Regions from separate parts of the Homo sapiens genome. Here region 2 is linked to region 1. The links are chromatin contacts, found by Hi-C or POLR2A ChIA-PET in ENCODE. All regions are on one chromosome and are shown on one strand. Each heading gives the region's core, a stretch centred on a gene start or an enhancer-like site at or near the end of the contact. The rest is flanking DNA. Distances are from core to core; before and after follow the strand shown.

The links. A loop is a pair of places that touch in the nucleus more often than their neighbours do. ChIA-PET counts read pairs that join two places held with the same protein, here RNA polymerase II (POLR2A). Pooled maps may share reads with other maps.
Region 2: a pooled map shows a loop between it and region 1 (3-fold over the local background). The contact joins the promoter of RFNG here to the promoter of NOTUM in region 1. A Hi-C loop is called at or near these places in 1 of 37 single-sample maps with no recorded cell type and 9 of 50 pooled maps. POLR2A ChIA-PET finds 5 or more read pairs at or near these places in 5 of 52 experiments (A549, BJ, WTC11 and 2 more).

The regions. Positions count from the first base shown.
Region 1 is chr17:81,959,774-81,962,473 of GRCh38, reverse strand. NOTUM (notum, palmitoleoyl-protein carboxylesterase) reads left to right here and starts at 1,287. Exons shown (of 11, transcript NM_178493.6): 1 at 1,287-1,887. The coding sequence starts at 1,565. RefSeq lists silencers at 1,941-2,084, 2,351-2,430, 2,461-2,700 and enhancers at 2,014-2,576, 2,577-2,700.
Region 2 is chr17:82,050,507-82,053,206 of GRCh38, reverse strand. RFNG (RFNG O-fucosylpeptide 3-beta-N-acetylglucosaminyltransferase) reads left to right here and starts at 1,396. Exons shown (of 8, transcript NM_002917.2): 1 at 1,396-1,707; 2 at 1,865-1,913; 3 at 2,443-2,545; 4 at 2,652-2,700. The coding sequence starts at 1,441. It overlaps GPS1 (G protein pathway suppressor 1), which reads right to left and starts at 1,309. Exons shown (of 13, transcript NM_001321092.3): 1 at 1,243-1,309. The coding sequence starts at 1,275. RefSeq lists silencers at 1,002-1,131, 1,192-1,441, 1,712-1,861 and an enhancer at 1,082-1,751.

The DNA.
Region 1 (2,700 bases), core at 38-2,537:
CCCCGCTGGCCCTGCGTATGTCCTTTCCTTTCTTTTGTCCATCCCACCCGCGCTCACCCCAGCAGGAAACCTCCTGAACCCCTCCTGTCCACCCTGCTCCAGTACTGATTTCCCACAGGAACCTTGTTCTAACCCCACTGCCCAGAGCCTCGGGAGTGGACAGGGGTGCTCTCCAAGGTGAAGCATGGGGCAGGTGCCCTTCGTGGCATGAAGGGCCGCAAGCAGAGGCCTAGCGGGCAGCCACTGGACCCTTGGCCTCCTCCCCCAGTGGCGGCTGGGGCAGGTTCTTGGGGGGTCCTCGGCATGGGGCCAGCAGCCAGGCTGGGGCGGGCGGAGATCCAGGACCTCACCTCTGGCCCCGCGATCTCCTTAAGTCGTAGCTGCTTCTCTGACCCCAGCGCCAGCAGGAGCGCCCCGGAACTGAGCGACTCCCCCGCGGCGCCTTGCTGGGGCGCGCGGTCCCTCCCGCAGGTCTCCGAGGGAGCCAGGACCTCGCGCCCCACCTGTCCGCTTCTCCAGGAGGCCCCGGCGCCACTGCTGCCGGGCCCTCGGCTGGAAGCCCTGTGTCCGCCGCCGCTTTGATCCCGGGGGGCCCTGCTGGATAAAAGTCCCTGGCGGCTCCGCGCCAGCGCCAGAGGGGGAGCGCAGCCGAGCCGGGCGCACCAGCGGGACGGCGCAGGGCCAGGGGCGCTGAGAGGACGGGGCCACTGGGCCGCCCGCGCTGGCCGCGGTGAGAGCGGGGCCCCAGGGCTGCGCGAGGTGGGGCGATGCGGGCCGGGGTCCGAATCCCCCACGGCCTGCTCTGGGCCTGGGCACTGGGGGATGAGAGGGACACTGGCGGCTCCAGGTGAGCGCGCCTGCCCCGCGCCCCCAGCCCGTCGGGCTCGGCCAGCTGCGCCGCGGGCGGAGTTCCCCGCCCCCCACCCCGGCAGGCGCGGAAAAGCCTCGCCCCTCCCCGTCGCCGCCGCCCCTTCCAGCTGCCCCGCGGGGGGGGGCGGCGGCGCCGGGCTGGCCGCGGTGAATGGAGCCGCCGGGGCCGCCCGGCCGCGCTGCCCCCCCACGGAGCCGGGCCGGGAGCGCCTCCGGCGGCCGCGGCGGGGTAGTCCAGGCCCCTCCGTCAGGCTTGCGGTTTGGGAAGAAAAGGCGATGCCTCCGCCAAGAAAAGAGCGAGCGCGGCCCCCTCCCCCCTCCGCCGAGCCCGGGCGGCGGCGGCGGCACATCTAACGCGCGGGCACCCGGGCCGCCGCGGCCCCCGCAAATAAGCCCAGCCTCGGCCCCCGCCGCTCATTGGCGCGGGCCGCAGCCAGCGCACCCAGACCCTGCGCTGCCCTCGGACGGCCGGGCGCGGAGCCCCAGCTGCGGAGGCCGACGGCACCCGGCCCCGAGCGCCTCGACGCCGAGCCGCGCGCGCCTTCTCCGCCAGGCCCGGCGGGCGGGAGCGGGGGCGAGGGAGCAGGAGCGGCCAGTGCCCCCGACACCCCCGGCCCGGCACCCCCGGCCCGGCATCCCCCGCCGCCGCCGCCGCCGCCTCAAGGCCGCCCGCTCCCCGCAGGTGGACGCGGCCATGGGCCGAGGGGTGCGCGTGCTGCTGCTGCTGAGCCTGCTGCACTGCGCCGGGGGCAGCGAGGGCAGGAAGACCTGGCGGCGCCGGGGTCAGCAGCCGCCTCCTCCCCCGCGGACCGAGGCGGCGCCGGCGGCCGGACAGCCCGTGGAGAGCTTCCCGCTGGACTTCACGGCCGTGGAGGGTAACATGGACAGCTTCATGGCGCAAGTCAAGAGCCTGGCGCAGTCCCTGTACCCCTGCTCCGCGCAGCAGCTCAACGAGGACCTGCGCCTGCACCTCCTACTCAACACCTCGGTGACCTGCAACGACGGCAGCCCCGCCGGGTAAGGCCCGCGCCCTGCACCTCCCCGCCCCGCCCGACGCGCCCGGTCTCCGGCTGGACCTTCCCTGCGGGCCGCGGCCGTTCTCTCCCCGGGGAGAAAGGGCTTCCGTCGGGCGCCCCGCGGTCCTGGCCCCGAGGAGTGCCCGGTTCGGTGACTCTCCGCGTGGGGAGCGGAGCGGCGCTGGAAGGGCTGGTCCCCGGCCAGCTCGGGCACTGACCCCTCGGCCTCTGGGCCCAGCCGCTCTGCTGGCGTCCTTCGGTCCCGGGGCGGGGAGATGGCAGCCCGAGAGCGCGCCTGGCTCCAGCGGGAACCGGCGACACCGGGGGGCGGGGAGAGGCCCGCTGCCCACCTCCTTGCAGCCCCGAAGTAGATAAAAGACGTGAGGTCGGGGGTCGGGGAGCGGCGGGGCCGCCCACGCGCTCAACAGGCCGAGGACAGCCGGGGACAGCGGGAGACTTGGGCGTGGGGTCGGGGCTCGGCAGGAAGGCTCCCCCGCCGGGTCGGTGCCGCCCGCGCCTCCCGCGCTCCCCGCGGCGTCCCGTTCCCCCGCCAAGCGCGCTCCTTCAGTGCGGACGCGTTTCACGCTTCAAGCGCCGCCGCGCGCCCCGGGAGGACCGCCGCCCGCGCCGAGGTGACAGCGGGACCCGCGCCGGGCGGAACGTGGGGATTTTCCACGGACCACAGCCCCGCGCGGCCCGTTCCCCGCCCCGCGAGCGCCACCTCCCGGGACCGCCGCCGTCCCTGAGCTCCCCGTGGGCCTGGCCGAGGGCGCCCCCGTGCGACCGTCGCGCGCGGCCGGAACAGGTGGCGCGT
Region 2 (2,700 bases), core at 147-2,646, 91 kb before region 1:
CTGTTCTCTGAGGTCAGCTCTGCCCAAGATCTTCCAGGCCAGTCGGACCACACTCCCGCCGCTGCTGTCCCCCAGGTGTGCCCTCCCAGTCACCCCCGCCCCCACCCAGGCTCCTGTGCCACCACATCAGGGAGGGGTCTCCTCACAAGACTCTAAGGCTCAGAAGCAGAAACCCCTCGCCTGATTCTAGCCGCTCATCTCTGAAAGCCAGAAAGCAGACAGGGGACAACCAACTACACAGGGGCCTCTGAGGGCCCCTACACGTTCCCAGCCACCATCCTGATGTAGTTTCCTCCAAGCCACGGAGAAGAACGGGACGCCACCTCAACCCCAGGAGGCAGGAGGACCAGCCCCCGGAATCTGTCCTGAGCAGCGGAGCAGCAATACTGGGCTGAGAGTCACGCCACGGAGTTGGGAGAAGGGGAAAAGAGTCATCTCAGGGAGCCTCATGGCCCCCAGCTGGGAGACACAGAGAAGCCAGGACCTCGGCTTAACACAAAGCAGGCTGGAAAAGCCGCCATGCCGGGCACTCGCCGGACCCGTGGGCCTCCCGCGCTCCTTCGGGAAAAGCACCAAGAGCTCGGCTCCCTCCGCAGGCCCCGGGCCCACCGGGGCTCCCTCCCCTCCTGCGCTTGGCACTGAGTCCCTGTCCTCGGCCAGCAGAGCAGCAGGGGCCCAGCCACAGCAGGGGCGGCCGGGGCCCTGCTCCCCCCTCCCTCGCTCGGGGGTCCCTGTCCTGGAAGGTACCTCGTAGAGCAGCGTACAGGCCGACAGGCTGGCGCTCAGGCTGAAGTCCCCGGCCGTGCCGGGCAGGACGAGGTCTGACCTACTGCTGTGAGGGGTGCAGTACAGATCTGTCACTGACGAGGAGGCCGAGCTGGGGGCCGAGCTATCCCTCATTCTGTCCTGACTTTCTGCACCCCCCGACCCTGACACAGAGCTGGCTGGCTGCTGAAGGGAGAAAGAGCGTTAGCGTCGGGGCGGCCGGGAACCTCTCCCGTGAGCTGCTGGGAGGGGAGGCGGGGCGGGCGCGGCCCGGCGGCCCCCGATCGCAGCGCGCAGCCACGGCGGAGACGCGCCCTCGGCCCTGCAGCCCCCGACGCGCGCTGCCCGCGGAGGCCCGGCACGGAGCGTGCCCGACCGACTCCTGGCGCAGGCCCCGCGCCCCTGCTCGACCTCAGCCCGGCCCCAGTGGCGGGGGGCGCGGGGGCGCGGAGGCCCGGGGCGGCCTCGGCTCGTTACCTGCAAGTTAAACACCTGAACCGGCAGCGGCATCTTGCACCCACCCCGCCGCGGCGTGCCGTCCACTTCCGGGGCAGCGAAGCCGTCGCTTCCGGGGCGCGGGGCGGGGCGGGGCCGCTGCGTTCTTAAAGGGGCCGCCGCCCACCCACGGCTCCGGCCAGGTTCTCCGCTCGCAGCGCCGGGGGTCCCGGCGGCCGCATGAGCCGCGCGCGTGGGGCGCTGTGCCGGGCCTGCCTCGCGCTGGCCGCGGCCCTGGCCGCGCTGCTGTTACTGCCGCTGCCGCTGCCCCGCGCGCCCGCCCCGGCCCGGACCCCCGCCCCGGCCCCGCGCGCGCCCCCGTCCCGGCCCGCTGCCCCCAGCCTGCGGCCTGACGACGTCTTCATCGCCGTCAAGACCACCCGGAAGAACCACGGGCCGCGCCTGCGGCTGCTGCTGCGCACCTGGATCTCCCGGGCCCGCCAGCAGGTGCGCCGGACCCCGACCCCGACGGCGAGCCCCACGCCCACCCGCCCCGCCTCCCAGGGTCTAGGCCCGGCCCAGGCCCCCGGAGGCTCCGCGCGGGGCGGGTCGGTCTCCGGCCTGGGCAGCGCCCCAGAAGCCTCATAGATTGTTTCTCCCCCAGACGTTTATCTTCACCGACGGGGACGACCCTGAGCTCGAGCTCCAGGGCGGTGAGTGTCCCCCACTCCCCGGCGCCCGCGGGATCTGCCCCCCGAGCCTTTCTCGCTCCGAAGCCACGGCCCCTTCGCTGCTGTGGGTGCCTTTCTCTGCCCAGGCTCCCGAGGCCCGGGGAGGCCCCGACGCTGCCCAGGTCACGCGGCCTGCGGAGGGCCCACCCTGCCAGCCAAGCTCTGCTCCCCACCAGCCTCTCACACTAGCCGCTTCCCGGGGCGTGGGGCTAGTGCCACGTCCCCTGAAGAAGCGCCAGCAGGGAATCCGCCCTTCCAGGCCAGGTCAGGGCGAGCTGCCTCCGTCCTGTTTCCACTCAAGAGATCCCAACCGATGGCCGCCTGCTTCAGCCTCGGTGGCACCAGCAGGGTCAGCGCGTGAGGGCTAGGGCTGTGGTTGGACCCAGGCAAGGTGTCCAGGCATGTCAGACAGCCACGTTGTGCCCTGGCCCTTGGGGGCAGGTGGGGCACAGGCCTTACCCCAACCCCAGTGCCATCCTCTACGTGCGTGCTTCCCGTCTCTGATTCGCAGGCGACCGTGTCATCAACACCAACTGCTCGGCGGTGCGCACTCGTCAGGCCCTCTGCTGCAAGATGTCCGTGGAGTATGACAAGTTCATTGAGTCCGGGCGCAAGTACGCGGCGCTGACCCGACCCGCAGAGAGCTCAGAGCCAAGCTGGGTGGGGGCCTCCTGTCCAGCCATGCCAGGCCCTCGTGCCCAGGACTCCCCTCGCCCACAGGTGGTTTTGCCACGTGGATGATGACAATTATGTGAACGCCAGGAGCCTC